Linked DNA regions of Homo sapiens: region 2 is linked to region 1. The links are chromatin loops, found by intact Hi-C in ENCODE. Cell type or tissue: heart right ventricle. All regions are shown on one strand. Each heading gives the region's core, and the rest is flanking DNA. Links, peaks and the distances in the headings are about the cores only.

Region 1 (5,382 bases), core at 145-5,144:
TCATTTATTATTTATGCATCATTTGTGACTACATCACTTTAAACATATATGGCAATGACAACTTCTGAAAATAAATATGTCATTTTAATTATACAAAAGATTCAACTCTGCTAAGGTCCCTTTCCACAGATGTAGGATATACTTATATTTTTATCAGTTACAATTTATTTATTATATTGTTTAAAGTGACAGATGAGAAAAATAAAGCTAATGAAATACTGTGAAACAGACACCATGCAAAAGAGAAAAGCCATCCACTGATAAGGATGACAGTTCACCATCTGTCCCCTCACCACTCAGTGACAATTACAAATACTCCATCAGTTTTCTGGTAGGTGGCAATGATGAATGAGGTAAACCCTTCTTTTGCAGATTCTGATGTTCCTTTCTGATCTAATCTGAGGTTTAACAGACAACTCAAAGGAAAGCCCACAGTTCAAAAAGGTTATTAATTTATCATGCTGTGAAGAATAAGAAACGTCTGAGCTCAATATTGCAACAAGGAATGATTCAGTTGTACTGAACCATGCCTTGTAATGAAAGGTGTTTTCTCAGAATTCTCAGATTTCAAATACAGCAACTTGACTAGTAACAGGCTTCATCCTTAGAAAATATTTTAGTAATAGAGTAACAGTAATACCATATATCACAAATAACATCAATCTTTCAAACCAAGATCAAAGGGAAGATAATGCTCAGAGCCAGAAGTCCTTAGTTTCGAGTAGCTTCCACAGCCATAGGTGACAAGGGCTTGAGGGTGTCAGCAGCTTCATCACAGTGCTGTTAACTTCTAAATACTGACCAAAAAAATGCATGCAAATATACAATACATAGGTTAAAAGTAGAATGACAGAAAATGATATACCATCCTAACACAACAGAAAAGAAAGCTGAAATGGCTATATTAATATTAAACCAGGTAAATTTCAGAGCAAAGAATATGCACAGGGACAAAGTAGGTCATTTCATGATGATGATGATGATAATAATAATAATAATAATAATAATAATAATAATAATAATACAGGGGCCAATTAAGAAAACCTAACAATCCTTAGCATTTGCTATACCTTGGATGCTTGTCCACTCCAAATTTCATATTAAAATTTGATCCCTAATGTTGGAGGTGGGGCATACTGGGAAGTTATTGGGTGATGGGGGTGGATGCCTTATGATTAGATAAAGGCCCTTCCTTGGTGGAGCGGTGAGTCCTTCCTCTATTAGTTCCCATGAGAGCTGCTGGTTAAAAAGAGCCTAGAACCTCCCTCTTCACTCTCTTGCTTCCTCTCTCACCATGTGATCTCTGCATGCACCAGCTCCTCTTCACTTTCTGACATGAGTGGAAGCACCCTGAGGACCTCACTATGTGCTCAATCTTAAACCTTCCAGCTAGCAGAACTGTCAGCTAAAGAGATGTCTTTTCTTTATAAATTAACCAGCCTCAGGTGTTCTTCTGAAGCAACACAAAAACATACTAAGACACATTTATATAGCTAATAATACAATTGAAGACTACATGAAGACAAACACACAATTAAAATCAGAGATTTCAATATCCTCTCTCAAAAACTGGTGAGACAAGAGAAAAATCAGCAAGGATATAGTAGATGAGGAAAGTTTTGAGGTGATAAATTTGTTCACTATCTTGATCATGGTGATGGTTCCATGGTGTTATGTATATGCCAAAATTAATTAAATTGTACACTTAAAAATCAGGGTAAGAAATGTATGATAGTTATACCTCAAAGCTCTCTACTGTAATACACATTTCTAAGAAAAATCTATTCCTAACCCTATAAACAAAAGGAGAACTTACCCAATTTTCAAATTTCCTACAGTAAGAAACATTGTAAAATAAAATAATTATGCATATTACAATACTATTAAATACTGTGTCCACTTAAAAACAAATCCTCAACTAAAAGATAAATACTATAAGACTAGTTTAACAGAAGAAAATCCAGGCACAAGCTATCTGTAAGAGACCCATCTAAGACCAAAGGGGATACAAAACAGTGTAGTGGCCAAGATGGCCAACTGGATGCAGCCAGGAGGAACATCTATCACCCAGTGATTGGGACATGGAGGTGACTGGCATACTCTGAGTAGACTGTCAGGGGGAAGCAGCGAGAGTGAACAGAAGCAGAATGCAGATGCTGGGATGAAGAGGGAGGAAGCTGGAAACACGGCATGGGGATACTGAGAACCAGGACTGGTTCTTGGCACCCAAAAATTCTGGGGAAGAGATGAGTTGAGGAGGCAAGGAGTGGCCTCTTCTCTCCACAGATCCCTGGAATCCTAGCAGCAGAAGACATCACAACTACCACAGACACTTATGCTAACAGGGAGAGCTGCTTAGAGGGGCGGTAGGGGCAAGACTCCAGCCTGTTGAAGCCTAGAGGATTTGGTGTGGGAACGTCTGCAGTAGAGCCTGGCAATGACTGACCATCCCCCAAGGCTCACCATGCTCCTCTAGGAGATTTTAGCCTTAGAGTGATTGTCAGACCTGGACAGGGCAAAGTGGTCTTGCCCATGAGACACAGGCAGTCCCATCTGGGCACCGCCCTGTATGCTAGCCTCTCCTGCAGCCCCAGCATGACTGCACCACTTGGAGCTCTGCCTCAGATGCCCAACCAGGGTGCCGCTGGGGCTCTTCATATGTTCTTTGTCAAGACACTTCATCTGACCATCAGAGAGCTCCGTTAGACTGGGCCCTGTGGAAATGTACCAGCCTACCGACAACCTTCCCCAGGCACTTTGCCAGCATGCAGAAGCCCATGGCCACATACCCACATCTGTGACAGTGCACTCACATGGACAGAGCTCACCTCCCTTCCCCCCCCCACCCCACAGTGTACGTGTGAGCATGCAGACTGCTGTGCCACTGCTGCTGGCACAAGCACACCCCAATGATGCCCCCAGCTGAAAGGGAGGTACCCAGCTGTGCCATCATTGCCAGTTTGAATGTGCACACAGACATTGGCGGCCCCATGCCCATCAACACCCTGCCACTGCAAGCGCGAGTGCAAACACAAATGCTGGAAATCCTGCCCCACCCCTGCTGGCACAAGCACAAGCAGGAAGGCCACAGTCCAGCTCCCACTGCTACGCCACCATAGCCAACATGAGTATACCCCAAAACAGTGCGGCATTTGCTGACACATACAAGTGAGCATAGATCCCAAGGCACCACCTCGAAAAAGCACTTTAGCTGGTACCACCCATTAGAGTGTTGTGGTCAGTAGACCAGAAATACTTCAGCCCCTCCAGGAAAGCAGGTTCCTAACCTCAAGGGGCCAGAAAACAAAGCAGAGGGCTGGATACTAGCCCCCCAGAGTTACAGCACACAGCCTAGGAGTACTTAGTTGAGCTCTGGCCCCCTAAAATTTTCCAAAAATGAAGTCAGCCAACTGAGCCCACCTTATAACACAATGAAACCCCAAGGGCACCAAATAAGATTAAAAACAAAACGACCCCATCCAAAGCACAGCAACTTCAAAAACTGAAGGAACATCAGCCCACATACATGAGAAAGAATAAGATCTGTGGCAACTCAAAAAGCCAGAATGTCTTCTTACCTCAAAAGTACCATATTAGTTCCCCGGGAATGGTTCTTAACCAGGCTGAAATGGCTGAAATGACAGACATAGAATTCAGAATATGGATAGGAACATCCATTGTGGAGATTCAGGAGGCAGTCAAAACCCAACCCAAGTATCTAAGAAATACGATGAAACAATGCAGGAGTTAAAAAATGAAACACTCATTTTATGAAAAAAAAAATTGATCTGATAGAGCTGAAAAACTCACTTCGAGAATCTCATAACACAATCACAAATATTAACAGCAGAATTGACCAAGCTGAGGAAAGAATCTCAGGTCACAAAGACTGGTTCTCCGAATTAACTCAGTCAAACAAAATAAAGAAAAAAGAATAAAGAAAAATGACCAAAACCTCTGAGAAATATGGGATTATGTAACAAGACCAAATCAATGATGCCATGGCATCCCTGAAAGACAAGGAGAAAAAGCATGCAAATATGGAAAATATATCTGAGGGTTATCATCCATGAAAATTTCCCTGACCATGCTAGAAAGGCCATAATTCAACTTCAGAAAACACAGAGAACCCTGCACAATACTATACAAGATGGCCATCCCCAAAACACAGAGTCATCAGGTTTCCCAAGGTCGAAATGAAAGAAAAAAAAATGTTAAAGGTAGCTAGAAAGAAGGCACAGATCACTTACAAAAGGAACCCCTATCAAGCTAACAGCAAACTGTTTAGCAGAAACCTTACAAGACAGAAGACACTGTAGGGGGTGGGGGGGTCTACATTCAGCATTCTTAAAGAAAAAGAAATTCCAACCAAGAATTTCATATTGCAGAGTTGGGCGGGGTGGCTCACACCTATAATCCTAGCAACTCGGGAGGCTGAGGCAGGAGGACTGACTGAGGCCAAGAGTTGGAGTTCAGCCTTGTAATGGAGCAAGACCACGTTTCTAAAAATTAAAAAGAATTTCACATGCAGCCCAACTAAGCTTCAAAAGCAAAGGAAAAATAAGACCCTTTTCAGACAAACAAATGCTAAGGGAATTCATTACCACAGACCTGCCTTATAAGAGGTCCTTAAGGGAGTGATAAATATGAATAGGAAAGATGGCTACCAGCCTCCACAAAAACACACTTAACTATATAGACCACCGACACTATAAAGCAGCCAGGCAATCAAGTCTGCATAATAACCAACTAACACCATGATGACAGGATCAAATCTACACATACGAATATTAACTCTGAATGGTATAAATGTCCCAATTAAAAGGCACAGAGTGGCAAGCTGGATAAAAAAGCAAGACCCAATTACATGCTATCTTCAAGACACCCATCTCACATGCAATGACACCCATATGCTCAATGTAAAGGGATAGAGAAAAATCTACTGCTGGAGGTGATGGATACCCCAATTACTCTGATTTGGTCATTACACATTGTATGCCTGTATCAAAACATCACATGTACACCACAATTATATTCAACTATTACATACCCATAGTAATTGAAAATTTAAAAATTAAATAAATTTTAAGATATTAAAAATAAAAAAAACCTTAGGGAAGACTAAAAATAAAAGGATACTCAAACAGTATTATGACTAAGAAAGGGCTATAACTACAAATGAGGTAGAGACTTAAAAGATACAAGAATGCTATCAATAACTACATGAAAATATGTTTAAAACAGTATAAAAATAAATTTCTAGAAAACTCTTAACTTTGCAGAAGAGACTAAAAGGGAAATATTTAAATACATTAGTAATTATTAATAATACTAAAGGTTGTTTAAGAATCTTCCAACCAAGAAAGGACCAGGACCAGATGA
Region 2 (5,382 bases), core at 279-5,278, 47 kb before region 1:
GAGTCTCACTCTGTCGCCCAGGCTGGAGTGCAGTGGCACAATCTCAGCTCACTGCAACCTCCACCTGCTGGGTTCAAACAACTCACTTGCCTCAGCCTCCTGAGCAGCTGGGACTACAGGTGCCTGCCATCAAGCCCGGCTTTCTTTTTTTTTGTATTTTTAGTAGAGATGGGGTTTCACAGTGTCAGCCAGGATGGTCTCAATCTCCTGACTTTGTGATCCACCCACCTCGGTCTCCCAAAGTGCTGGGATTACAGGCATGAGCCACTACACCCAGCCAGCTCCTGTAATGTTTTATCATGATTCTTAGCTTCTTTGCAATGAGTCAGAACATACTCCTTTAGCTCAGCAAAGTTCATTATTACCCATCTTCTGAAGCCTACTTCTGTCAATTCATCCGTCTCAGCTTCAGCCCAGTTCTGTGCCCTTGCTGGAGACGTGTTGTGATCATTTGGAGGAGAAGAGGCACTCTGGCTTTCTGAGTTTTCAGCATTTTTGCATTGATTCTTTCTCATCTTCATGGATTTATTTCCTTTGATCTCTGAGGCTGCTGACTTTTTTTTTTTTTTTTTTTTTTGAGACGGAATCTTGCTCTGTCACCCAGGCTGGAGTGCAGTGGCACAATCTCAGCTCACTGCAGCCTCCACACCTCCCAGGTTCCAGCAATTCTCCTGCCTCAGCCTCCTGGTTAGCTGGGATTACAGGCATGCACCACCACACCCGGCTCAATTTTGTATTTTTAATAGAGACAGGGTTTCACCATATTGGCCAGGCTGGTCTCGAACTCCTGACCGCAGGTGATCCGCCTGCCTCGGCCTCCCAAAGTGCTGGCTGGGATTATAGGTGTAAGCCACCGTGCCCAGCCTGCTGCTGACCTTTAAATGGGGTTTTTGTGGGGTCTTTTTCATTGATGTTGTTGTTGCTCTTGCTTTCTATTTGTCTTTTCACAGTCAGGTCCCTCTTCTGTAGGGCTGCTGCCATTTGCTGGGGATCTACTCCAGACGCTATTTCCCTGGGTCCTTCCCACTCCTGGAATTATCACCAGTGGACGCTGCCGAACAACAAAGATGGCAGCCTGCTCCTTCCTCTGGGAGCTCTGACCCAGAGGGGCACCAACCTGATGCCAGCTGGAACACTCCTGTATGAGGTGTCTGGCGAACTCTATTGGGACATCTCACTCAGTCAGGAGGAACGGGATCAGGGTCTTGCTTAAATAAGCAGTCTGGCTGCCCCTTGGCAGAGCAGGTGTGCTACATTAGGGGGAATCCCCCTCATCCGGGCTGCCCTGACTCACCAGAGCCAGCAGGCAGAAAACATTAAGACTGCTGATCCACCATACTGCAGGCACCCCTCCTCCTAGGGGCTCCTCTCAGGGATATCAGAGTTCTGTCCATAAACACCTGGCTGGGGATGCTGCAATTCCCACAGGGAGGCCTTGCCTGGTGAGGAGGAGTGGATTGGGGTCCTGCTTAAAGAAGCAGTCTGGCCACAAACTATCCCAGCCACTGTGCTGCACTGTGGGGAATTGCTCCCTGTCCAAAATGCCCAGTCTTACTGGCACCTGCAGCAGGGGAAAACAGCTGACTGGAGCCACAGTGATGGTGGTCACCCCTCTCCGCCCGGAACTTGGTCTTTAGGGCAGTCTCCAGCCTGCTGAACTGGTGGGTATTCCAAGCCAGTCATTTTAGCTTATAGGGAGTTGGGGCCCACTGAGGGCGGCCACTTTGGTCCCTGGCTTCAGCCCCCTTCCCATGGAGTGGATGGATCTCCTGCCTCACTTGAGTTCCCAGAGCCACAGTATGCAAAAACTCCCGTGTCTCAGTGCCTACTCGAGCAGCCGCCCACCTGAGCAGCTGCCATGATTCTGCACAGCTCTGTGCTTGGCACCCAAGGCCCTGGTGGCGTGGGCTCATGAGGGGACCTCCTTATCCACAGGTTACAAGGATCTGTGGGAAAAGCATGGTTTTCAGGGAGGAGTAGCATAGTCCCTCACTGCCTCCCTTGCCTGGGGGAGGGAGCTCCCTTTGCCCTATGCAGCTCCCAGGTAGACCCTCACTCCACCCTGCTTTTCCCCACTCTCCATGGGTCATGCCAACTGCCTCGTCAGTCCCAATGAGAGAATCTTGGTACTTCAATTGAAGATGCAGAATTCTTGCCATTTTCATCCTTCTTGGTGGGAGCTGCAGAGTGGAGCTGTTTCTATTCAGCCATCTTGGCTGCCCCCTTCTATATAAATTTTAGCATTAGCTTGTTCATTTCTACAAAAGAGGCTATTGGAATTTTGACAGGGATTACACTGAAGCTGTATACCAATTTTGGGAGTATCACCATCTCAAAAATATTAAGTCTTCTAAAGCATGAAACACAGAATGTCTTTCAATTTTTCAGGTCTTCTTTAAATTCTCTTAATAACGTTTGTAGTTTCCAACATACAAGTCTTACACCACTCTGGTTAAATGTATTATTAATTACTTTATTCTTTTAGATGCCATTGCCAAATGTAATTGCTTTCTTAATTTCATTTTTGGATTGCTCATTGTTTGTATATAGAAATATGACCTATTTTTGTATGTTGATCTTGTTTCTTGAAACTTTGCCAAATTCCTTTATTAGCACAGTAAAATTGGGTGTGGGTATTTGTGTGTGTGTGTGTGTGTGTATTATTTATGATACTGTAAGTACAGTAAGTCCTCAATGTAGTAGATAGGTTCTTGAAACTGCAATTTTAACAAGGTATAGCAAAACTAATTTTAACATAGGCTAATTAATATTAACAAGAATAAGGTTGCTATGGTATGTTTCTGGTCACAAAATCATCACCAAACTTCTAAATAAAGACTGAAACGTTTCTAATATTAAACACTGAAATAAATCTGAGCTCTATATACATTTAAGAAAAATTAATGAAAACAAGGTAATTATTTACCCAATTATTCCAGTTCAGGGTCTCTGGAGCCTATCAAAGTCTATAGGCCAGAACCTATCCCAGCAGCTCAGGGTACAAGCCATAACCAATCCTAGACAGGACATCACTTCATCATGGGGTGCACTCAAATACATATCTACATTCACTCATACTGGTATAATTTAGACATGCCAATTAACCTAATGTGCACATCTTTGAGATGTGGGAGGAAACCAGAGTACAGGGAAAAAACCCATGCAGACACAGGGAGAATGTGGAAATTCAACATAGACAGTGGCCCTGGCCAGGAATTGATTTTTTTTTCCTCATGAATGTTATAATGAAACAACATTATTTGAGGACGTGCTGTTTTAAGACGTCATCTTAAAATAGAAATAGTTTCATATCTTCCTTGCCAATTTGGATACTTCTTACTAGTTTTTCTTGCCTATGTGCCACTAGAAATTCTATTACAACAAGGCGAGAAGTGGCAAGAGTGGACTTTCATGTCTTCTTCCTGATCTTAGGGGGAAAGCTTTCATTCTTTTGCCACTGAGTATGGCTGTCAGCTGTGAGATTTTCCTAATTATCCTTTACCAGATTAAGAAAGTTGCCTTCTAGTCCTAGTTTGTTGGGTGTGTTTATCACAAAAGGTCGGATTTTGTTAAATACTTTTTCTGCATGAACTGAGTTGATCATGGTTTATGTTCCCCTTCATTCTATTAATATGGTATATTATATTGTGTGACTTTTTTCTATGTCAACTACCCCTGAATTCTTGGAATAAATCCCATTTGGTGATGATATATAATCTTTAAATATGCTGCTGCATTCCTAAAATATTTTCTTGAGGAATACTGCACCTATATTCATAAGGGACATTGGTCTGAAGATTTTATTTCTTGTGTTGTCTTTATGTGGCATTAGTAGCAGTGTTATGCTGATTTTGTAAAATGAGTTAGGGCAGGTCTACTAGTGACAAACAATTCAGTTACTGTTTATCAGGGAATGTAGTAATTTCTCCTTCTTTTGTGAAGGAAAGCTTTGCCAAATATAGAATTCTTGGTTAACAGGGCTGAAAAAAATTCTTTCAGCACACTGAGTGTGTCATCTCATTGCCAAGTGGCCTCCATCATCTCCAGTGAGAAATCAGCAGTTAACCATACTAAGGATCCCTTATATGTGAAGCTTTACTTCTCTTTTGCTTTCACAAAGCCCTTATTCCCTAGAGATCTCTATTTCTGGCCTTTCTCTCTAAGCTTTTTGGTTAGTCTACTGTTGACCCCAACTGTTCTCCCTTTCCCTGGGAAATAGTGACTAAGTACATTTACCTTTAAATTAAAAAAAAAAAAAAATCTCTCAGGTGGCCTCCTCAGCCCTAGGAGAATTCTGAGTTAGGTAAAAATAAAAACAAATCACCTGACCCAGTCCTTCAGGGAGCCATCAGACAGGGCAAAACAGACAATTACAATTCTTTGAGAATATGGTCTGTTATGTTGCCTCTAAAAGTAGATATCTGTACCAGGAATACAGGCTGTTGTCTTCAAGGCTGCTGTTGAGGTGGAGAGTAAGGTATGAGACCAAGATAAGTTAAAATGCCACAAAACTCTCCTACTGATATTCAGTTAAATTTACTTGATTAAGCATTTTCTTGATTTCAGTGGCCTTTTGATTACTTTCCAGAGTTCCAAAAAAATTGGTTCTCACAGTTTTTGCCAATTAACTATATTGTGGAGGTACGAACTTTGGTGGTTCCCTACCATACCATTTTAACTGACATAATTTAGGATTTCTGTTTTTTTCCATGAGAAATCTTTATAATTATAAGGAAAGATAACTTTAGCATTATTCCTGCCATTTTATTTTAAAAAAAAACAGCTTTGAGATAAAATTCATACACTATATAATCCATCCATTTAAAATGTATAATATAATGTTTTTGAGTATATACATAAGGCTATGCAGCCACCACCACCACCACCACCACCTAACTTTAGAACATTTTTCTCCTCCTGAATAAAACCCTGTAGCCATTTACAGTCAATCCTGACTCCATTCCTTCTGATCCCATCTCTACACACCACTAATCTACTACCTCTATAAAATTTTTGTTTGAATATGTCTTCAATTCTTGAGGGTATATATCTAAGAGCAGAATTACTGGATCATATAGAAATCCTATGTTTAACTTTTTGAGGAACTGCCAAACTGTTTTCCCAAGCAGATGCACCACTTTACATTCCTACTATCAAAATATAAAGGTTCCAATTTCTCTACATTCTTGTTACCGTCTTTTTAAATATACTCATCCAGCTGGGTGCAGTGGCTCACCACCTGTAACACTTTGGGCAGCCAAGAAGGGAGGATCAGGAGTTTGAGACCAGCCTGGGCAAAACAGTGAGACCCCCCCATCTCTACACACAAAATTTTTTTTTTAATTAGCCAGGTATGGTGGTGCGTGCCTGTAGTCCTAGCTT

What was found. A loop is a pair of places that touch in the nucleus more often than their neighbours do. Peaks named below come from ENCODE experiments on the same cell type or tissue, not always from the same donor. Only the 100,000 strongest peaks of a DNase experiment are listed, where the experiment ranks them.
Region 2: it touches region 1 in a loop (1.8-fold over the local background); 1 of 110 quality-filtered maps calls a loop at or near these places.

Annotation. Positions count from the first base shown.
Region 1 is chr15:76,679,430-76,684,811 of GRCh38, forward strand. The region is part of intron 20 of SCAPER (S-phase cyclin A associated protein in the ER); the gene reads right to left. Among named protein-coding and RNA genes, the nearest start is that of MIR3713, 95 kb to the left of the region's middle. In heart right ventricle, for the core only: no CTCF peak of the experiment used is centred there; a DNase peak (open chromatin) is centred at 2,685.
Region 2 is chr15:76,632,214-76,637,595 of GRCh38, forward strand. The region is part of intron 21 of SCAPER (S-phase cyclin A associated protein in the ER); the gene reads right to left. Among named protein-coding and RNA genes, the nearest start is that of MIR3713, 48 kb to the left of the region's middle. In heart right ventricle, for the core only: no CTCF peak of the experiment used is centred there; no DNase peak of the experiment used is centred there.